Regions from separate parts of the Homo sapiens genome. Here region 2 is linked to region 1. The links are chromatin loops, found by intact Hi-C in ENCODE. Cell type or tissue: mammary epithelial cell. All regions are shown on one strand. Links, peaks and the distances in the headings refer to the core of each region. The heading gives the core; the rest is flanking DNA. Region 1 has its middle 32 kb from the start of PRPS1. Region 2 overlaps FRMPD3 (FERM and PDZ domain containing 3).

Evidence for each region. Hi-C counts contacts between places; a loop is a spot of excess contacts. Peaks named below come from ENCODE experiments on the same cell type or tissue, not always from the same donor. Only the 100,000 strongest peaks of a DNase experiment are listed, where the experiment ranks them.
Region 2: a loop joins it to region 1, with 5 times the contacts of the local background. A loop is called at or near these places in 11 of 110 quality-filtered maps.

Annotation. Positions count from the first base shown.
Region 1 is chrX:107,654,295-107,666,070 of GRCh38, reverse strand. No RefSeq gene overlaps it. Among named protein-coding and RNA genes, the nearest start is that of PRPS1, 32 kb to the right of the region's middle. RefSeq lists an enhancer at 10,658-10,952. In mammary epithelial cell, for the core only: a CTCF peak has its summit at 6,141; no DNase peak of the experiment used is centred there.
Region 2 is chrX:107,531,138-107,542,913 of GRCh38, reverse strand. FRMPD3 (FERM and PDZ domain containing 3) reads right to left here. Exons shown (of 15, transcript NM_001388459.1): 4 at 9,364-9,409. All of the region lies in intron 1 of FRMPD3-AS1 (FRMPD3 antisense RNA 1), which reads left to right. Among named protein-coding and RNA genes, the nearest start is that of FRMPD3-AS1, 8.8 kb to the left of the region's middle. In mammary epithelial cell, for the core only: a CTCF peak has its summit at 4,899; no DNase peak of the experiment used is centred there; H3K27me3 peaks cover 504 bases.

The DNA of each region.
Region 1 (11,776 bases), core at 2,005-10,004:
CTTTATGGTGAAGATGAGTCTGAATGTGGCCTAATTATTGACACTTTATGATCTGGAATCCAATTGTGTGAATGAGGTCATCACTGTATCAAGATACAAAATTAATCACTCAAGTTTTAAAAGAAAATGTAGGGCCAGGTGTAGTGGTTGCACACCTGTAATCCCAGCACTTTGGGAGGCCAAGGTGGGCAGATTGCTTGAGCTCAGGAGCTGGACACCAGCTTAGGCAACATGGCAAAACCCTGTCTCTACAAAAAATACAAAAATTAGCTGGGCATGGTGGCATGCACCTGTAGTCTCAGCTACTTGGGAGGCTGAGGGGGGCGGATCACTTGGGCCCAGGAGATCGAAGCTGCCAACATCACCATTGTACTCCAGCTTGGGTGACAGACCCTGTATTTAAAAAAAAATGTGCATTATAACACCATTTGTATAAAATTTTTAAAACCTCAGAAATTGGGCCAGGAGTGGTGGCTCACGCCTGTAACCCCAGCACTTTGGGAGGCCAAAGCGGGTGGATCATTTGAAGCCAGGGGTTTGAGACTAGCCTGGTCAACATAGCCAAACTATCTTTAGTAAAAATACAACAATTAGCTGGGTGTGGTGGTGCACTCCTGTAGTCCCAGCTACCCTGGAGGCTGAGGCACAAGAATCGCTTGAACCCAGGAGGTGGAGGTTGCAGTGAGCTGAGATCACATCACTGCACTCCAGCCTGAGTGACAGAGTGAGACCTTGTCTCAAAAAACAAAAACAAAACAGAAATAATGGATGCCAAAAAAATCTCAGAAATCAATATTATATTTATGGATATATACTATGTAGTAAAGGTATGAAACCATACCATAGGAAGGACCCTCACCAACTACCAACTTGAGGATAATGGTTGCCAATGGGGAGGGTAAAAGGGGAATGGATGGGGAGAATGCTAATCGTGTTTGCAATGTTTTCTTTCTTCTTTTTTTAAAAAAGGATCTAGGTCAAGACCAGCCTGGCCAACATGATGAAAGCTCGTCTCTACTAAAAATACACACACACACAAAAAACAAAAACAAAAAACTAGCCACGCGTGGTGGTGGGCGCCTGTAATCCCAGCTACCCGGGAGGCTGAGGCAGAGAATTGCTTGAACCTGGGAGGCGGAGATTGCAGTGAGCTGAGATCGCGCCATTGCACTCCAGCCTGGGCGACACAGCGAGACTCTGTCTCCAAAAAAAAAAAAAAAAAAAAAAGATCTAGGGTAAATATGACAAAAAGTGAACATCTGTTAAATCTGGGTTGTGACTTCATAAAGTGCTTATTATGATGGTGCCAACCTCACTGGGATGTTGTGAAGAATGAGATAATCAATCTAAAGTGCTTTGAACAGGCCGGGCATGGTGGCTCACGCCTGTAATCCCAGCACTGTAATGGTCTCAAAATAAGTAAATAAGTGCTTTGAACAGGACTGGTACATATAGACCCAGTAAGTATGAATCATTAGAATCAGCTGTTATTGTTTCTATACTTTGTTTCAAGGGTTTCTGAATCAAACATATTTAAAACCAAAAATAGCAACTCCATGTAAAAAGGCCACTATTAACTGCTGAGCACGTTCAGCTCAGATAGGACTATCAGGAAAACAGTAAAATGACATTTATTACGAGTCACTTGATCTAACTGCAGTGAGAAATGGACAATGCTGCAGAGGCATCAAAAGGAAATGCAGGCGGGGCACCATGGCTCACACCTGTAGTCCCAGATATTCTGGAGGCTGAGGTGGGAGAATTGCTAGAGCCCAGGAGGTTAAGGCTATAGTGTGCTATGACCACAACTGTGAACAGCCACTGCACTGCAGCTTGGACAACATAGAGACAACCCTCTTAGTTTTAGTTTTTTTTGTTTTGTTTTGTTTTGTTTTTTAAAAAAAAAGGCCAGGCATGATGGGTCACGCCTGTAATTTCAGCACTTTGGGAGGCCGGGGCCAGTGGATCACTTGAGGCCAGGAGTACGAGACCAGCCTGGGCAACATGGTGAAACCCGGTCTCTACTAAAAATACAAAAATTAGCCCGGCATGGTGGCGCATGCCTGTAATCCCAGCTACTTGGGAGACTGAGGGAGGAGAACTGGTTGAATCTGGGAGGTGGAGGTTGCAATGAGCTGAGATTGTGCCATCGCACTCCAGCCTGGGCGACAGAGCTATACTCCATCTCAAAAAAGAAAAAAAAAGCATGGTCCAGGGAACAGACAGGACTTGCTTGATGTTGCCTAGCCACTCAGTGGCAGGTGGGGGAACAGACAGAACTTGCGTGCCCTAATTTTTCTGTAGGGCCTTCATGCTTTTTTCACGACCACTCTGCCTTCCTGGCCCTTCAGACTCTAAGCTCTTCACCTTGGAAACAAGGTTAGCTGCCCTGGGATGCTGCTCCCTTCAAAAGAATTCATCTCCTCTATGCAATACATCATCTCATCAGCCTCCACAGGAGTTTTTTTTTTTTGAGACGGAGTCTCACTCTCACCCAGGCTGGAGTGCAGTGGCGTGATCTCAGCTCACTGCAAACTCTGCCTCCCAGGTTCAAGCAATTCTCCTGCCTCAGCCTCCTGAGTAGTTGGGATTACAGGTGTGCACCACCATGCCTGGCTAATTTTTGTATTTTCAGTAGAGATGGGGTTTCACCATGTTGGCCAGGCTGGTCTCCAACTCTTGGCCTCAAGTTGATCCACCCGCCTTGGCCTCCCAAAGTGTAGGGATTACAGGCGTGAGCCATCACGCCTGGCCCCTGGAGTTTTGCCCAGGTTGGTCCAGAGAGGTAGCCTTCTTTTATGATGGCTCTGCTCTAGCAGCATGCATTACTGAACCTTGGAAAGACAGAGAACAGTCCTAATATGTAGCCAAGGGCCTGAGTTTTCAGTCCTAGAATGATCAAAGCAAGCATCTGATGGCTACACATGATGCATATGGAGGTGAGGATGTGGGCCGGGGGGTGGGGGGTGGGGGCATTGCAAGCAGTAGCGGACCTGCAAGGCCCAAGAGCAATGAGGGGCCAGATAGGACAAAAGGTTGAAGGGGAGAGTAGTTGCCAGACAGGCCAGCGGGGAGCACCAGGAAGCCGCTGAGAGGATACGATGGGGGTTAAGAGAGGGTGGGTGGAGACTGAAGGTAGTGAGCTGCTGAGCCAGGCAGTTATTTAATTACTCCAACTTTGCCTTTTTTCAGAAGTGATTTCAGGTAGCTTGCCAGGGCACACAAGGTATGTCAAGGCAGCATAAATTAAAGATAGAAAAGCAGGGGAGGGTGGACACAAAATACGGCCAAGCATCAGGCTACAGATACATACCATAAAAACCTCTGCTCCCACAAAGGGTGGGCCAAAAAGTTGGCTCTAACTAAAGCTTTCTAGCAGCCAACAGGGAAGGGGAAACCTTGTTGTTATACAATTCACAATGTCCAGGAGATAAAAACAAACGAATCGCTCAGAAGGGCAAGTGTTTTCAGTACTAAGATCAGACAGGAATTCCTCCCGGGGGTCCTCAGAGACGATACTGTGGGATACAATGAACAACATCCTTGACAACATCCTTTCAATAGCGGTAGCAACAAGTTTCAAAGGGCTGTTTTTCATAAGGACCCTCAGGATCAACTGCCTGTATCCCACCGCAGCCAGGCAATTAGGAGCTAAAAATAGCATGTGAAGATACAGAGCAGTGTGTCTAGTATGTTCACATTGGAGGGAAATGAGAGGGTTATATATAGGTATGCATATGCATGGAACTCCTCTGGAAGAATACATTGGTAACAGTGGTTGCCTCTAGGGAGAGGAAGTGGAGGACTGTGCCCTGGGATAGGAGAGAGACTTCCTTTTCATCGTATACAATTTTATACTGCCTGGATTTTTGTTAACCATGGCTTATTTTTTCAATAAAAGCATTGGTTACTAAAATAATAATGGCATTCAGGGATCAGAAGGTCAGCTGGATTTTCTCTCTGAGCCACAGCCAGGCTGAGGATGTCTAAAGTTATCCTTGATGTTTCAGGAAAGAAGGAAAGTAACATTTATTGAGCAACTCCTGGATGCTAAGGGGCTTTCATTGACATGATCTTATTTAATCCACACAATAAGGTGCCTCGTAGACAATCAGCTCAGTTTGCCTGGAGCACACACATGAATTACACTGTTTAGTTTTCTTCCTGCAATTGGCATTTAAAAGAAATGAGCAATTAGGAAGAAAACAAGCAGCTATGGGGAATTAAAGAAAGCAGTTGTCAATGGGAGGGACTACCCATGAACTACCCACTCAGCTCAGCCTCTTCAACTTACTTTTCCCCCATCTCCTTGTCTGGGCTAATGGTGTTCAGACTGACAATCTTATGGTGGCCAGACCTCAGTCAGAAAATCAAGATTCACCCACAGTCAGGGCAGCCCGATCAAAACCAGGATGCACAGGTGAATTTGAATCTCAGAAAAAGAACGTTTTGGTATATGTCCCCAGTGTTGCATAGCTTTGTGACCATCTGGTGGCAGTGAAAATCCCAGCTCTGTACTGGCCTTTTCTGAAACCTGGTGGGAGATTGGAAATACCTTCTTGTAACCTGGCTTCCCACTTGGCCCTTGCTGACATGGGTGGGGTGGGGCCAGTTGGCTTTGTGGTGTTTGGTTATTGTCTAAAGGTTTTATGTCTTGATAGGCTGCCTCTTGCCTGGTCCTTTCCCTAGAGAGAGCCAGATTTTGTTAGGGCTTTTTTTGTGTGTACCCACTGGAGTTTCTGGGTAGCCAGTCTCTCTAGAACCCAGTCTGGGATATGTGAGGCAAAAAGAAAACCCGGGGAACTCACTGCCTCAGGTCCTGAGGTCTCTACTGGATCTGCCTTCTCTCCATCTTTCGGAGTCTTATGGTTCAATATATAATGTCCAGACCTGTTATCTGACATCCTATATTTTTATTTTCTTTAAAAAAAAAATTTTTTTTTGAGACTGAGTCTCACTCTGTTGCCCAGGCTGGTGTGCAGTGGCGTGATCTCAGCTCACTGCAACCTCTGCCTCCCAGGTTCAAGTGATTCTCCTGCCTCAGCCTCCTGAGTAGCTGGGATTATAGGTGTCTGCCACTATGCCCAGCTAATTTTTTTTTTTTGAGACAGAGTTTCGCTCGTTGCCCAGGCTGGAGTGCAATGGCGTGATCTCGGCTCACTGCAACCTCTGCCTCCCAGGTTCAAGCGATTCTCCTGCCTCAGCCTCCCAAGTAGCTGGGATTACAGGGATGCACCACCATGCCCGGCTAATTTCTTTTTTGTATTTTTAGTAGAGACAGGGTTTCTCCACGTTGGTCAGGCTGGTCTCAAACTCCCGATGTTAGGTGATCTGCCCGCCTTGGCCTCCCAAAGTGCTGGGATTACAGGCGTGAGCCACCGCGCCAGGCCCATGCCCAGCTAATTTTTGTATTCTTAGTAGAGACGGGGCTTCACTATGTTGGTTGGCCAGGCTGGTCTCGAACTCCTGACCTCAAGTGATCTGCCTGCCTCAGCCTCCCAAAGTGCTGGGATTACAGGCGTCAGCCACTGCACTCGGCCTTTTTTTTAATTTTTGTTTTTTTGAGATGGAGTCATGCTCTGTCACCCAGGCTGGAGTGCAGTCGTGCGATCTCAGCTCACTGCAACTTCTGCTGCCCAAGTTCAAGTGATTCTCCCGGCTCAGCCTCCTGAGTAGCTGGGATTACAGGCATGTGCCACCATGCCTGGCTAATTTTTGTATTTTTAATAGAGATGGGGTTTCGTCATGTTGGCCAGGCTGGTCTCAAACTCCTGACCTCAATTGATCCGCCCACCTCAGCCTCCCAAAGTGTTGGGATTACAGGCGTGAGCCACCGCGTCTGGCCTGTATTTTTATTTTCTAAATCTGGCAACTCTATCCAGGATCCCTATTACCAGCTGAGGGAGCAAAGAGGATTTGGGAATTTTGGATGAATTTTCGACCACAAAGGGTGGAACAGCAAGAAGCTTCTGCTCAACCCCTATTAACTCAGGAAATCCAGGGTTTTTTTTAGGGAATTAAGCTGACTGGCCAATTTTCTTGCCTATTTATGTTAATCAAAGTTTTGCTGTGCTTCTAGAACCTTGGCAAACTTTCCTTCCCATATATTTGCCAGTGACATTGAGTTTGTGCTAATGAGGCCCTCTGCTGTCTGCAGAGAGAAGGGCAATTTCATAAATCTAGAGGCTGTAGCAAATTTCTCTGCAGAGGAACAAGGTGGATCAGGAGTTCATAAATTACATTCAATTATGAGAGTAGCTGATCCCAAAACTTTGTGGAACTGTAATGCCCTAGATCTGTTTAATTTCAAGATACTGTATCCTCACAGAAATGTGACATAGTTTGAAAATGAAGGTTATGTCAAACTGTATTTGGACATTTGGTGACAAGCTCTCCCAGGAACCCCCAAATTGGGGTACTGGGAGCCATCTCGGGACTTCACTGAGGCAGCCTGGGCATAGCAGTCAGTGGCATTTGCCAAAGGGAAGAAAGGGCTCACAGAGGCCGAGCTAGGATGTGCACCTGTGCTAGCCCAGAGCCCTCCAGGGCCCTTACTCCACCATACTGAGAGGGAAGTAGAATAGTGTTCAAACTATGGGGCCAAGTGAACCTCAACCCGTAGAGAGGGGCTGGCTTTCCCATCATCATTGCTTTCTGCTCCATCCAGGCCTTTGCTGATGGAGTCCTGAGTAGGGGCACAAAGGGAGGCAGAGAGAGGTGGTGGGAGCTGTCACACCGCATACTCCCAGGAAGTACTGAGAAGGACACCACCCACAGTACAGCCACTCTCCTCCTTGGAGCTTTTCCTTCCCTCCCTTCAACCCAGGAGAACAAACTTACAAAAAGTACTTACTCCCTAGTCCTCCCCTGAAGGGAGGAAGGAAGGGAACTAACACTTACTGAGTGCCAGGAACCTTATCAGGTAATTTACATAATTTATATCATTTAGTGTTCACAGTAGCCTTAATAATAATAATAAGGATAGTAACACTTACCCTTGTTTGAGGGCTGGCTTATATGCCAAGCACCGCTGTTCACTTCATCCTTCACCACGTAATTCCTCCCTCTCTTCATCTCTCTCTCTCTGCTTTTCTTTGTTCCTACTTCCTTCTTTTCTTTCTCCTTCCTTCCTTTCTCCTTTTTTCCCTCCCTCCCTCCTTCCTTTCTCCTTCCTTCCTTCCGTTCTTTCCTTCTTTCCTTCTCTCCTTCCTTCTTTCCTTCCTTCTCTCCTTTCTCTTTCCTTCTCTCTTTCCTTTCTCTTCCTTCTCTTTCCTTCTTTCTCTTTCCTTTCCCTCCCTCCCTCTCTCCCTTCCTTCCTTCCCTTCCTTCCTTCCTTCCTTCCTTCCTCAGGGTCTCACTCCGTTGCCCAGGCTGAAGTGCAGTGGCATGATCATGGCTCACTGCGGCCTTGAGCTCCTAGGCTCAAGCAATCCTCCCACCTTAGCCTCCTGAGTAGCTGGGACTAACTAACATGTGCACCACCTTGCCTGGATAATTAAAAATATATATTTTGTAGAGACAGGCTCTTACTATGTTGCCCAAGCTGGTCTCAAACTCCTGGCCTCAAGCAATTCTCCTGCCTCGGTCTCCCAAAGAGCTAGGATTACAAGCCTGAGCCACCATGCCCAGCCTGAGTTGTTTCTCCTAAACCTCACAACATCATGCCGAGGTCAGTGCTGTTATTACCTTGTTATAGATCATACAGCCAAGAAGTTATAGAGCTGGGATTTGAAATCAGGTTCAACTCCAAATCCCATACTCTTAACCACTACATTGCACTTCTGGGAATTAATGTAATTCAAATTTGAATCAAGGTCTGTGAAGAACTTTCTAACCTAAGGTGCCTAGGTGAGGAAGTCAGACAGATGTGCAAGAACCCATATGCACACACACAGTCTGGAAAGAACTTTGAGCCAGAGTGGGTCTCAAGCTGTCAGTGCCCACTGCTAAGCAGGCCAGGTAAACGCCTCCAGGCAATGATTACTCTTGTGTGTAGTAAAGTAGTGGCTGGAAGAGGACAAGAGGGGACTTCTGGTTTTTTATCTGGATGACAGGTATGTTCAGTGTCTGAAAATTCATTGAGCTATAATTTTTTTTTCTTTTGAGATAGGGTCTTGCTCTGTCACCAAGGCTGTAGTGCAGTATCATGATCTCAGCTCACTGCAGCCTCAACCTCCTGGGCTCAAGCAATCCTCCCAGCTCAGCCTCCTAAGTAGCTGGGACCATAGGCACATGTCACCACACCTGGCTAATTTTTTAAGATTTTTTGTAGAGATGGGGTTTCACTATGTTGTCCAAGCTGGTCTTGAACTCCTGGGCTCAAGCGATCCTCCCGCCTCAGCCTCCCAAAATGCTGGGATTATAGGCATGAGCCACCGCACCCAGCTTAGCTATAAATGTAAGCATTGTGCACTTTCTGCTTTTTTAAAGGCATGTAACATTCTAGGAAGATAAAGTAGTTCCTTGTGGTGAGTTCCTTGGGTTTTCACTTTTTTTTCTTTTTTGGGTGTGCTTTTTGCCTCCTATATCCCTGACTTGGAGCTGAAGAAGCTGACAACATGGAAATGCCAATGGGTTTAGACCAAAACAAAGTCTTCTCTCTCAGCAAAGGACCAGAAAAAGGGCAGCCTAGAAAGAACGTTTTAAATGCTGATCACTCCATTGTAGCTACACGCCACAAGGAAAATTGTGTCCCGCCCCGCACCAGCAAAGCCTGAGTGGAGAGCAGGGACTTCATGTAACGAGACACCCACCTGCAGCCCCTGCTGGGGTAGGTGTCAGAGAAGTCCAAGTAGGAAGCTGGGACTTTCTTCCCCGCTGAATGGTAACAATATCCTGCCTCCAGTGGTGTCTGTGGAGACCACGTGGAGAGGCTGGACTTCCACCCCTACTAGGCTGTAATAAGGCAAGCCTCCCCTTCCTTGCTGGGGTGGTGTCAGAAGATATAGAGGAATGTTGATTTGACCACCACCTAGCAGTAAGAAGATCACCAGATTATGGGTGAGGCTTCTTACACATATCTCCCAAATTTTCTGTGATGCTGTTGTAAAATATCTATAATTGTTAAAAGACCCATTTTTTTTTCCTTTAGACTCTAAAGTTTAGAGTCTTTTTTTAAAGAAGGAGACATGGTCTCATTGTGTTGCCCAGGCTAGATTTGAACTCCTGGGCTCAAGCAATCCTTCCATCTTAGCCTCCCAAGTAGCTGGGATTACAGGCACTAGAGCCTTCTTTGTTGGCTTCTATTTTTCTCCTTTAGATATCTCATAACCCAAATTTATATCTTCTGCATTTAATACACTTAATTTCTTCACTGTTCCCTAGCTTTCCTTCCATTCCATAACCTCTCCCACTGTGTCCTTGTCCTCTTAAGACAAACACCCAGGATATTTAAGGCTGGCCTAGTTTACAGCCCCGTTGCTTCAGCTTCTTGACTATCTGAAGATGGCATTTGGGCAAAAATGTATTGATGATCAAAACCTCTACTAGCTACAATGGCTGCCTGTTCAGTCCTCCTGGTGAGGTCCCTCAGGCACCTTAAACTTAGCAGTTCCTAAACTTCAGCCTCATCTCCTGTGCTGCTCAGTACCAGCATCCATCAGTCACTCAGGCCAGAAAAATGTAAGTTGTCCTTGACTCCTCCCTCTCTTCCAATCCCTACATTGAAATATCACCAACTTCTGTTGAATTTTCCTCCAAAATATATTGTAAATTGTTCTTCTGTCCCACCAGCACTTTTCTCACCTCAGCCACCTTCCTCTCCCACTTGGGCAACGCACAGCTTCCTAACCAAACTCCTTCCTCTACATTTGCCCCTTCCCAACCCATTCTTCACATTACTGCCAGTCTATTTTAAAATCAAAATCTCATCCTGTTGATGCCCTGTTTAAAATGCTCAATGGCTCCTCTTCACTCCTAGGATAAAATTCAAACTCCCTAGTGTGTCTTACAATTAGGGTTCCTGTATAATTTACTACCAAAATCAGGACCCTTTTGAGAGTGAAGGGGGTTGCTGGTAATAAGTATGCAGGGACAATAGACATATGTACACTCTCCTTATACAGTCCCTTATGATCTAGTCTCACCAGCCCACCCCTCATCACAGCTCTTCATCCTACCCGAAAATACACACACACACACCCCCCCCCCACACACACACACACCCACACACACACACACGCCACTTCCTTTGGGGTGTCCAGGTAAACGTGCTATTCTGCCTGCCTGAAACACCCTTCTCTTCACTCGCTCTTTGGCCAACTTCCAGTCAACTACTTCAAAAGTCAAAGTATTTTTCTCCAGGAAGTCTTTCCTGACTCCCAAGGCTGGCTTGGGTGCCCCCCCGCAACCCCCACACTCCCATAGCATTTTGTTCTTCCCTCATCATAGTACTTATCACACCACATTGTAATTACCCATTTCCCTATCTGTTTCTTCCTCTACATCAAGTGCATCTCAGCGTCAAGGACCACGTTAGGCCGCTTCTGCATTCCTAGCGTCTAGCACAGTGCTTGGTGTGTGAAAATGCACTGAGCTATGCCCTTAGGGCGTGCACACATTCCTGTCTGCTGAATGAGTGTGGACTGGGCACGGTGTTGTCCCGTGGTTGCGGAGGACATACAGGGGAAGAGGGGGCCAGGAGGACCGACAGGTGCCACTCCTTCCACTGCTGCCACTCCTTCCACTGCTGGAGCCCCCAGTCCTGTTGCCCTGGGTGCCCCTTCCCTCCATCCTCTCTGCTAGGCGCCCCCTAGTGGCAGATGGACAGCAGTGACAGGCCCTGTGAACCAGGTGGCGGCGGCAGGAAAGGAAGCGAGTGTGTGCGCGTGGAGGGGGAGGGGGTGTCCTCAGCCAGGAGGCAGCTGTGCAGCCAGTCCTAGGGAAAGCTGGGATGAGGCTTTAGCCAGGGAAGCCCGCCCGTCACCGTGCTCCTTCTCTGCCTCACTGCAGCCCCTCCCACACCACAAAGTCCCCGCCCATTGTTATCATTAGAGGCTCTACCCCAAGAACTTTGAGGGCGATGACTAAAATTGGGCTGTGTGGCTCCAGGCTGCTTACAAGCGGGAAAATCTCTGCTCAGCATATTACCCAGGAGGAATGGATTGGTCAGACCTGGCTGGCCTGTTTTGTTTTATATTCAAACCCTGAATCAGAGCCACACCATGAGTGAGCTCATGGCAACTCTATGGGTGAAGCAACAAGAACCCAGCCGCAGCAGTTAGTGGACACGCCAGAGGGGGGAGGGGTGGGGACTTGGCTAAGAAGATAAAATCTTGAGCCAGTCAGAAAACAACAACAAAAAACACAATGGGGCTGAGGGAATAAGGCCTATTGTCACCCTGTACAGTTTCAGCTATTTTTGCTTCAAAATGAGCTTCCCCTTATTTTTTATAGTTGGCAGCTGAGCTATTGGAGGAATGAATATATTGGGGAAGAAAAGCTCAGGAAAGGGGAAGGATGGGGAGAGAAGTCTGACTGTCAGTGGAGAGTCTCTGGTTTTCCTTAGGGCACGGGGTGGGGGGACAGTAGACCAAGGAGTGGGCATACAGTAGCCCATGAGCAGTGAGGACTAGGGAAGGAGGAGCCACACCCACATGGGCAGGTTTCTGAGTCTCAGGCTCATTCCTGCCTCAGCCTCCCAAAGTGCTGGGATTACAGGTGTGAGCCACCGCACCCACACACTATTTTATTTATTTATTTCCTGGCTCCTAGAACTGAACACTTATTTTAAAAAATAACTTTATAGGACGGGCACGGTGGCTCACGCCTGTAATCC
Region 2 (11,776 bases), core at 1,222-9,221, 120 kb after region 1:
GAGATGAAGAGGACTAGGGAGTGAATCAGGTTTGGGGCTACTTCAAACCACCACCCCTATGGGCCTTGCCATGGAGCCTGAGTCCTACAATCAGGAATTTCTTTGTGTTAAGGCCCTGAAGGTCCCTGCCAGCTGGGAATACGTTAAGCTATTATCTACCATTTACACTGCAGTTGAGATTCATTTACCCAATCAGCCACAGGAGGGCAGGGCCCTAAGATACACATCAGAAACAAACGTCCTCATTGTGTCTTGGGCCCTGGTCCCAGCTGGCTCTGTCAGAGCCAGCAATCTCATTCCCACAGAGGGGAGATTGCAAAAAACCACTTCTTTCACCTGAGTCCAGCAGGAACTCAGGCAGTGAGTGTCAGTCCTGGCTGCATAGTAGAAATGCTGGGAGGAGCTTTTAAAAATCCTGAAGCCCAGGGCCCACCACAGACCAATTACATCAGAATTCCTGGGGGTGAGGTCTGAGCATCAGTATTTTTTTCAAGCTTCTGATGATTTCCAAATGCAGCCAAGATTAAGAACCATTGAGCTAAAGGAACCTTAGACTTCTCATCCTGAGCCAAAGGGGCAATTTGTTGGCAGCAGACAATATAGCACAATGAAATCCAGAGCTGGAGATCACTGCAGAAAGTGATTACAGTATTGATTATACATGGAGTTGATAAATGCCTTTGTGTGTTGCACAGCCTGGTGCTCCAATCCTGAGCAGGGGCTGCAGGCTGAGGCAGAAGCAAGAGAAAGGGGCAAGATAGAAAGATCTGTAGCTATGCTCAGGCAGCTGTGTTTGATTCCATCTCCACAGTCATCCAAAGTTCCACCAAGGTGCCACAAACATGAGGCAAGTGGAATCTTTCTACCTGACAGTCACCTCTCTTCTCTGCCATCATCTGCCCTCAGATGCCTGCATGGCACAGTGTGTAGAACGAGGCATCTCTAGAGACCTGAATGGGCCATGCAGCTCAACCTTCATTTTTCACATGTGAAACAGAAGCCTGGGAAGAGGATATACTTTACCCAAAGTATTGAAATAATTGAGTAGCAGAGCCGAAACCAGAACCCAGGTTTCCTGAGCCTTTGCTTAGTGGTTGTTCCCCCACAGCAGGCTAAAGCTGGGAGTCCTTTCCTGATCTTTCATCCACTGGTTCTGGTTCTACCTTGGTGTTATGTAATGGACTCAAACAAATGAAGAACCCCAACTGGTATCCTTTTATGTATTCACCACAGTGAAGAGGGTGGCATCCTTGCTATCCCTACCAAAGATGCAAGATTAGATCCTGTCCTAGAGAGTTTCTGTTTGTACCACTGAAAACCAAAGATTCAGTTAATTATAGGCACAAACCACAAAGGAGGAAATGAAATTGCCAATATTTTCAGGGATTATAATCATTTCCAGGTGTCTGTTTCAGAGTTATTTTCAGCTTGTTTATACTTCAGTCCTCATTGACCCTTGTCCTGTTGGTCTCTAAGATTCCATCCTATTCTCAGTCTTCAGCCTTGATGCTGGTGACTCATTCATTGCCAGCTGGTCTGTGCTAGATGTCATGGAGTCACATCTAGCCTTATGCTCAGACACAGGTGAGGCCTGCTTTGCAGTGTGATATGAGGAGCCTCTCAGAGGCCTCCGTGTCCCAAAGCATCTTCAAAGCTCAGCTCTGGGGCTTGAAGTTCGTAATATTAGGGGCACTCCTTTGAATTACAATGTTGAGAATTGGGAAGGCCCGGGTCAAAATGTGAATGCGGTAGCAGGAAGGCATAATACACTTCAGGGGCCAGCAAATTACAGGCCTACATAGGCCAAATCTTGCTCACCACCTGTTTTTGTAAATAAAGCTTTACTGGAACACAGCCGTGATCTTCATTTATGTATTGCCTATGGCTGCTTTTGTGCTACCACATATGGCCTGCAAAGCCTAAAATACTTATTATATGGCCCTTCAGAGAAACAGTTTGCCAACCTCTGCACTAATTCATAACCATGCACTAACCAGCTGTTTTTAAAACGTGCCTGATGATAAGAATCACTGAGGAGTGCTTGTTAAAGCACAGATGCCTAGGCTCACACCAGATTTTAAAAGTTAGAATCTCTGGAAGAGTGGGGCCCAGAAATTGACATTGTTGAAGAGATCCCAATCCATTAAGCATAGATTAATTGAGCACCTTAAGGCTGGAATGTTTGAGCTCTTCACTGACCCTATTTTTTTCTCCAAGCAGCTGGGAATCTCACTTTGCAACAGGCACCCTTTCTGGCTAAAATGAATTTTGGCTTGAAACATGGGACTAGAATTGCTAAGTACCTCTGGGGCCACTGCAAGCTGCTTGAAGCAAATATGAAGCCAGCAGCTTGGTGGAATAAGGAATAGAAGAGAGTCTGCCTTTCCCTCAGTGCAGAATTCAGCAGCTGGTTATTTTTTGACCATTTTTTAAATTTGTTGTCTGTATTAGTACAGATGTCAGGGTTGTGATCACTCAAATCTTGACCAAAGTCAGATATAGGGCCAAATATTTTAGAACAAGATAGGGCCCCGCTTTGGTAACTGAAAAAAAACGAAACTCAGCTTCTTGAAGCTTTGACTGATTTGCCCTTCTGGCTACACTGCCTTTGACACCTGAGCCTACTTATAACCAATTCCTATAGCAACCACTGTGGGAGCCTAGGACAATGGAGGACCATCCTGGTTTCACCAGATCACTACTAGGGGAACCAGGGGGCCTTCCTTCCCACACTCAAGACTGCCTGGACATGAACATATCCTCTGCCTGACTTCCAAAGCCCGCCACAAACTACACCTGACTCTCTAACCACCTCTCTCCAAGATCACCTTTTGCTGCACTTGGTAGTTCTATCCACAGCTCCCTGCACACACTGGGCTTGTTATCATTCCTGGACCCACCTCACGCTGTTTCCTCCCTGTCCCCATCCTTCAGGGTCTAGAGTGTCCCTTTGACTAGCTAAATGCCATCACTTTACAGCTTAGTTCAAACTCTACCTTTATCCTCAATCCTTCCCCAACTCCTCAATTCCCCTTCTTGGATTTCCTATAGTACTCCTGTTAATCCACACTGCCATTGCTCACATCCCCAACCAGGCTGTATAAGCAGAGATGCCATTTTATGTTAATATGTCTCCCCCTAGTACCAAGCACATAGTAGACATGGCATAAAATATATTAGTTGATTGCTAAAATTAGTAATGAATTAGTTCATTAATTCAGCATATATGGTTGGAGTATCTACCATCTGACAAACACTATACGTCAGGAAGCTCTGTAGAAAACCAGTTTCTCTGAGGTGGTTCCCATTATTTTGGCTTTCTTTTTCTGGGCAGGTGGCTCCAAGCAGAAGGGATTCCAGTTCTTTAAGTACAGGCTGTTTTCAGAACCAGAAAACTGGGTTTCATTTGAAACAGATTGTCTGTACTTGCTTTATCAGGGTCATTCTTGGTCATAATCCGGTACTTTATCCGTTTAAAAATATTTACTGAGTGCCTACTGTGTGCCAAGGTCTAAAGATTTCAAGATTAATAAATATCCAGTCAGTCATGAGGACTAGTTGGTAATTCAAAGATTAAGGAATACCCTTAAGTACACAGAAGCTTATTAAGTGGCTATCTATGCAGTATGGTTTGAGGGGCCCTGGGAAAGAACTCCTGTGACCCCTCTCCCCAATTGTCTGCCATGCTATGAGTCACTCTTACAAGGAAAATGTCATCTGAGAGAGACTCCATATCAGAATCATTTGGTGAGCCTTTTCAAAAGACCAATACCAGGGCCTCATCTCCAGAGCTTCTAATTCAATGAGTCAGGGCAAGAGCCCAAGTATCAATATTTTCATGTTTTCTTTTTTTTTTTCTGTCTCTGCTGCTCGAATGAATCAGAAGTGACTATTAATAGTTTTCAGAGCTTCTCAGATGGTTATAATGGATAAACAGGGTCAAGAACCATTACCAGGCCAGGTGTGGTGGCTCACGCCTGTAATCCCAGTACTTTGGGAGGCCAAGGCGGGCAGATTACTTGAGGTCAGGGATTCGAGACCAGCCTGGCCAACATGGCGAAACATCGTCTCTACTAAAAATGCAAAAATTAGCCGGTGTAGTGGCACATGCCTGTAATTCCAGCTCCTCGGGGGCTGAGGCAGGAGAGTCACTTGAACCCAGGAGGTAAAGGTTGCAGTGAGCTGAGATGGCACCACTGCACTCCAGACTGGATAATAGAGTGAGACTCTATATATATAAAATAAAATTACCAGCCACAGTATGTAGGAGTAGGTATTAGGCCATTATCAGCCACATAATGTAGGAGCTATTAATAGAAGGAGACTTGCAGATTGTCTGGTCCAGTGGTTTTTTTTTTTTTTTTTTTTTTTTTAACAAATATAGATTCCTAGGCCACATCCTGGACCTATTAGGAGGTTGTCTTCTGGAAGTAGTGGTAATCAAACTTTAACATGACAAGAGTTCTGTAATAGGTAGCAGTCTCCTTGCACCCATGAGATGCCAAGTGCCTGCTGTGAACACAGTAGTATTTTCTGTGATGTAGGGGGTATAACATTAAACACATATTGGGGGTCTTCAAGAAGCTTTCAGTATAGCTAAAGAGAGAAGATCTGTCAATGGAGACTTGTTAAGGTGGTTACGTTCTATGACATTTCCATAAACACTGAATTAGTGAATACTGAACTGTTGCTCCAATATTTCACATAAATTATGGTGTTAAAATGTAAAAACAACTCATCCTAGTAGCTTCTATGTTCTTTATTTTACAAAGAGAAAATGAAGTTCAAAAGTGTTAAGTGACTTGCCTGAGGCCACTCCACTCACAGGTGCCAGAGTCAAGATTCAAACCCCGTCCAACTGGCCCCAGAACTGCAGTTTCTTTCTTGCACTACACTGCACTGCCCCCTATCGTCTTCATCCTCTGATTACCTCTGTATGAGATCTGACACAAGAAGGCAGAGCATCACCTTGTCCGACCTCGGCTGGGAACGTGTGCATGGGGTAAATCAAAATTTTCACACTCTGCACATGTCTGCAAATGACCAGGAAAGTGCCGTGATTATTGATTTTGGGGGTTATAAATAAATTTTTGGGAGTAGGCAAATTTGCAAATAGGGAATCTGCAAATAATGAGGATCGACTGCACATGTAGGTAAGGCTGACATTCAATTGGCATGCACTGGGATGGCCATACCAGTTGTAAAATACAGAGAGATTCTTTCACACTGATTGGTAAATAGGCACTGCCCTATGCTTCCTGGATGCCACCTGACCTCTCCCCCTGGACCTCCTTACAAACGTAGATCAACTACAGGGTTAACATCTGGCACAACTAGGAGGCCTTCAAGATTCTGCTCCGGTGTTATTACTGGCTTATATTTTGACTGGATTGGCTCCTACTGTACAGGTCATTAAATGTTTTGACAATTAGCCCCGTGTGTGTGTACTCGTCCACTTCTATGCTCCAAGGATTTAGAGAGCACAAGACTGAGAACTAGAATGTAAGCTCTGTGAGGGCAGGGACTATGTTTGTCCTGTGCACTGCTATATTCCCAGCCTAGAAGAGTGTCCAGAATAGTAGGTATTTAATAAATGCTTGATGAGTGAATGAAAAAATTAGGGAAATGCTCATTGAGATTAGTCAGGCAAAGCTGTTTGGAGAACATGAGTATCAAACAAGGTCTTAAAAGAAACAGACATGTATTAGAAGAGATGTGGAATAGCAAAAGGACAAAAGTCCACGGGGCAGTAAGACCTAAGAAGGAAATGTACCTAAGAAGGAGAAGGAAATCAGCCTGGCCGCAGCAAAGGGGCCATGGGTTGGGACCTGCAGAGTAAGCAGAACAGGGGGTAAGAAAATGTTGGAGGCACTGGGATGGGAAAGTCGAGATAGAGATTGGGGTGAGTGTTACGCCCTTTATTCTGCACCTAAGTTTGGACACTTGAGTTTTGTTTAGGTTGCTTTGTTGGCTAGAAACTGGGTTTCCTTCCTTCCGTCAACCAATATTTATTAGCACCTACTCTGTGCCAGGTGCTGGGGATACAGCAGTAACAAAACACAGTCTCTACCCTCATGGAGCTGACATTCTAATGAGGGACAGAGACAATAAACATGTAAATATAATATCTCATGGGAATGTAAAATGGCACCGCCACTTTGAAAAACAGTCTGGCAGTTTTTTAATAGGCTAAATATACACTTACTATTTGATCCAGCAATCGTACTCTTGGGCATTTATCTCAGAGAAATGAAAACTTATGCCCACAAAAATCCTGTACACAAATATTATAGCAGCTTTATTTGTAGTAGTTCAAAACTGGAAACAACCCAATGCCCTTCAACGGGTACATGATTAAACAAACTGGTACATCCACACCATGGAATACCATGGGTACTACTCAGCAATAAAACGGAACAAAATATTGATACATGCAACAAGTTGGATGAATCTCGAGGACATTTTGCTAAGAGGACATTTTGCTAAGTGAAGAAAGTCAATCCCCAAAGGTTACATATTATATAATTATATTTATATATTATTTTTGCTTGTTTTTTAGAGAAGTGGCCTCGCTCTATTGCCCAGGCTGGAGTACAGTGGTGCTATCATAGCTCAAAGCAGTCTCCAACACCTGGGCTCAAGCAATCCTCCTGCCTCAGCCTCTCAAGTAGCTGGGACTACAGGTGTGCCCTACCACACCTAGCTAAATTAAAAAGAAAATTTTTAGAGACGAGGTCTCATTCTATGTTGTTCAGGCTGATCTCAAATTCCTGACCTCAAGTGATCCTCCCATCTCAGCCTCCTAAGTAGCTGAAATTCCAGACAGGAGCCACAGTGCCTTGCTTCCATTTATATAATATTTTTGAAATAAAATTAGGGAAATGTAAAGTGGTTGACAGGGATTGGGTGTAGGCGGTGAAGTGAGTGTGGTTATAAAAGGACAACACGAGGAATCCTTTGGGTGACAGACTTGTCCAGTGATTTTTTTAAGTTTTAAATTTTTGTGAGTACATAGTAGATATATGTATGTCTAGGGCACATAAGATACTTTGACACAGGCATGCAACGTATAATAACAATATTATGGTAAATGGGGTATCTTTACTGTGTTGGTGGAGACATAAACCCACATGTGATAAATTCATATTGAATCATATACATACGTTGTGTCATTGTTGATTTCCTGGTTTTGCTATTGCACATAGTTTTTGTTCTGTTTTGCCTTTTTTTTTTTTTTTTTTGAGATGGAGTCTCGCTCTGTCACCCAGGCTGGAGTGCAGTGGTGCAATCTCAGCTCACTGCAACCTCTGCCTCCCAGGTTCAAATGATTCTCGTGCCTTAGCCTCCTTTGTAGCTGGGACTACAGGTGCGTTCCACCATCCCAGCCTAATTTTTTTTGTATTTTGTGTAGGGACAGGATTTCACCATGTTGGCCAGGCTGGTCTCGAACTCCTGGCCTCAAGTGATCAACCTGCCTCGGCCTCCCAAAGTGCTGGGATTACAGGTGTGAGCCACTGCACCCAGCCTATTGCACATAGTTATGTAAGATATAACCACTGGGAGAAACAGGGTAACAGTACATGGTATATCTCTGTACTATCGTTGCAACTTCTTGTGATCTACAATTATTTCAAAAGAAAAGTTAAAAAATATAATATTTCAGCTCTGATGAAAAAGTAAGCCATATCAGAAGATAGTGAAGGTAGATGCTATTTTAGAAAGGGTACTCAAGGAAGGCTTCTGCAAGGTGAGATTTGAGAAGAACTGACTAACAAAGTAAACCCACATTGGGTCTCTGATCGCAGTAGTAAATTCTAACCACACATCAAGCATGTTTTAGTGGGAGAACTGGTGGTCATTTTCAAGACAGGAGGTTGGGAGGTTGGGACTGACTGCCTACTGCCCACTAGGCAACTGCACACATGCAGCAAAGTGGTGGGGAGGGGACTATTGGTAACAACAATGGAGTGGTGGGGCTTGCCTGCCCAGAGACAAGAGAACTGGAACTGAGAAAGGCCTATCTGCCTGGGACCATTGTGTGTACATATGTGAGAGAGCACATGAGTGCGTGTATATGTGAGTAGTGTGTGTATATGTATGGGTATGAGTGGGTGAGTGTATGTGTGTGAGTGTACGTGTGAGGATATGTGTGAGTCTATTATGCATGAGGTTGTGAATGAATGTGTGAGTGTATTGTGTGTGTGTGTCAGTGTGTTTGTATATGTGTGTGAGTGTATGAGTGTGTGAGTGAAGTTCACACTGATGCAGAAGAGGTCTGGGAGCTGGGGGCCATGGGGAGAGGCAGTTAGTTTGAACCAAGATTGATTTGAATCTTGCTCTTGCCTGGTGAGCCCATGCTGTGCACCTGTGTTCCATCCCTCGCTGTGTCATCTCTCTATGGAAAATCTTGCCCCATCCCTCAAGGTCCAGCTCAGGTGCAGCCTCCTCCTTGAAGCCTTCCCTGATTTCATGTCCCTCACCCCCAACAGATGTGATCTCTCCTGTGGCTATATATTGAGGGTATGGCATCCATGCTGGGGTGCAGAGGACTGTTGTTGGGGACATTAATAAGGGGACAGGTAGGCTGGAGGTAGAGTGAGGGCTCTGAATTTTGCACATGGAAGTTGTGCACCTGGGTTTGTGCATTTAAGTTAAGATTGCTATAAGGGTACAACTAATAATGGACACTGAACTTTCTAAATCCAACTCTTGAGGAGAGGGGGCTAGAAATTTTTACTTTTAATAAGTAGTCCTGGCAACGATTATGATCAGGCATGTTTAGGTAACACTGTTATACTTTAAATCTCTCAATGTACAGATGATGAAACAGGTCCAGAATGGGGAACTGACTCATTCAAGGTCACACAGCCAGTTAAGTGACTGTACCAGGACAAAAATGAATCTGTTTGTCCAAGGGTACCCCCCAGCAAATTTATATTAAATTCTCTCACATATGGTGCTGTGTCTCATACATTGTAGGTAACTTATATGAATGAATAAGATTGGCACCTATCATCGTCCAGGACTTTATGAGAGTTCACATTGGACAGATACATTTTAATGGAGTACAGCCAAAAAGAAGTGGAAACTGTATTTGGAATTGAGGCAGTGGGCAGCTTAAGTGGGTAAAGAAGAAGGCACAGGACAGAACACAGCACAGCACAGCCCTTCAAAGTCCTCAGCTTTGGACATGAGCAGAGACATGCTGTTCAGAAGGTATTCTTTAAGTTCACTCCTAAATCCTTGGCTCATATGTTGGTTGTAGTCTCTGAACCCCCAACCCCATCACTGTTGCTTTCCAATATGGAAATGTCATCTCTTCTCAGTCAGGAGGAAGGGCAGATGGCAAAGAGGCTCACTCACCTGATGAGTGTGCAGAACTGTAAGAACGATGAATTCCTTAGCGCTCCTACAGAGAAAAGAGGGAATAGGAGAGTAGTGTATCATGCACTAGGTATTCATCTAGTACAAGAAGCAACACCAGAATCTTCCCCTGGCTTTATTCAGGTATATGGATTAGGATAGAGGGCAATCTGAGTGTCTGCATGGACACTTCACCTCCCATCATTTGTGGAGGCTGACACAAACCATCCATATTAATTCACACAGGTATCCGAAGATGGTATAATCATTACCTCTGGGGTTGTCATTTTTTAGGTCTTCTTTTCATATTCCTTCTCACATACTCTCTGTAGAAATCTCCAAACCTTAGTAGCAATTTTATCTGTAGACTACAAAATTCTCAAGGAAAACTAAAAGCCTGCATTATGGAACTCAAAATCAGAGAGTCCTGGGAACCACGTACAATGATTATTGGTAATTTGGTATTTAAGTGAGAAGAGAAATTCAAAGGAAAAACCCAAAGGAGGTCATTTGGTCACCATGACTCATACTCATCAGATTTGTTTTAATTGAGGGACCAAAAAAGAGAGCCAGGGAGCAACAGATGGAAGCCAAAACTCTCCAGATAGCAAATATTCAAAAGAATGAAGAATATGAAACTCTTCTGGCAAGAATTATGCCAGTGATCAAACAGGCTGTGAAGTATGAAAATTCTCTCCCAGGAATACATAATCTTTTAAAAGAACTAAAAGAAATGGAAATAGTTTGCCCTGAAGGAGCTTCCCCTCTCCTTATTGGCCCTTTTCAAATGTTTATGTGAACAAAGTCATTTAAGAAGTAGAGTCAAGCTGCCCTTGATTCTGGATATTCAAGAAATGCCAAGGCCCGCAGCTCAAGAACTTTGAACATCTCCCACATTTGGTGAGGCAAATTACAGGGATTAATCAGCCCCAGGGTTTGGGAAGTTACCAGAAGTAAAGAGTTATTCTCCAGGAAAAATACTAAAGAAAATCCTTTATCTTGAACAGGGAAGGGGCATAACATAAGTTGGATTATGTGACTCGTCTCCTCCAGCCCCTTGCCATGTCTCCCCATTTCATTTATAACAAAGCCACAGTCCCTATGGTGGCTTCAAAGGTTCTCCATTATCTGGACTTATTTTCTACAACTCTCCTCTTTCCTTACCAACTCCAGTCCTACTGGCTTCTCCCCTGTTCCACAATCGTGCCAAACACACTCCTGGCCTTAGGGCCTTTGCACTGGCTGTTCTCTGTCCAACACCTTCTCCTCCTTCAAGTCTTTCTTCAAATGTCACCTTTTCAATGAGGCCAACATTGACCCTACTGTTTAGTTGCATTTTGCACCCCTGTGCCCAGCACTCCTGATCCTCTTTACCTAGATCTACTTTCTATTCTTAATAACATTTATCAGCTTCTAATATGTTGTAGAACTACTTATAATCTTTTCTGCTTATGATGTGTCTCCTTTCACTAAAATGTAAACTCCAGTGAGCCAGGGATCTTTGTCTGTCTTATTCACTGCTGTATCTTCGGTGTGTGGAACAGTGCCTGGTGCATCGAGGACAACAATAAATACTGGTTGATTGACTGACTGACTGAATGAATGAATGAATAATCCACTGGCTCCCAAGGTTATCAAGAGTGTGCTCTGCTTTAACCCTGAAGGAGCTCTGGAACCCCTCACGAAATCAGCATACCTTGTTCTAGAGGGCAAAGAAATCTACTAAAAACAAAGCAGTGACTTCTGAGGGACCAGGCTGAAAAAAACCCAACATGCCCTAATAGGATAGAAAGAACTCACCTCATATTGGTGTGGTAGCAGAGGGTGGAGGGTGGAGGGTAGGGAAATGCAATAGACAACTGAACTTGGAGAAGAGTCAAAGAAAAGGTCATTAGGGATCAGACACATTTCATGGTATTGAGCTGGAAGGAGCATGCCAAGGAAGACATGCTCTGGACTTCAGGAGGGAACATTCCAAAGCCCTCCAGAGCTAGTTAGAGGGTGCTGTTCCATACACAGAATGCTATGTCTGCCTTTGAAGGCAAGGGAAGAGCTCTGGGACCAGGTGGGCTTTTGGGAGCCTGGAAAGATGAGTGGGATGAAAACACTCTGAACCAGGAGGACTTGAAGGAGATGGTGGCAGAGATGAAGTCAGACTAAGCAAGGGGGTGAGAGAGAGGAGGAGAGAGAGAGAGAGAGAGAGAGAGGGAGAGAGAAAAGGAGAGTGAGAGAAAGAGCGAGCATGTACATGGTTCCATTTGGAGTGAGATAGCCAAGCTCCCCCAAACTGAGGTTAGCCCATGCAATTTGGAGCCTTTACCTCTTATTCTCTAATTCCTTTTCAACAAATCTATGCCAGGGTGTGTGTATGTGGTGTGAATGTGGGGTAGGAGAGTGTGTATGGTGTGTGTGT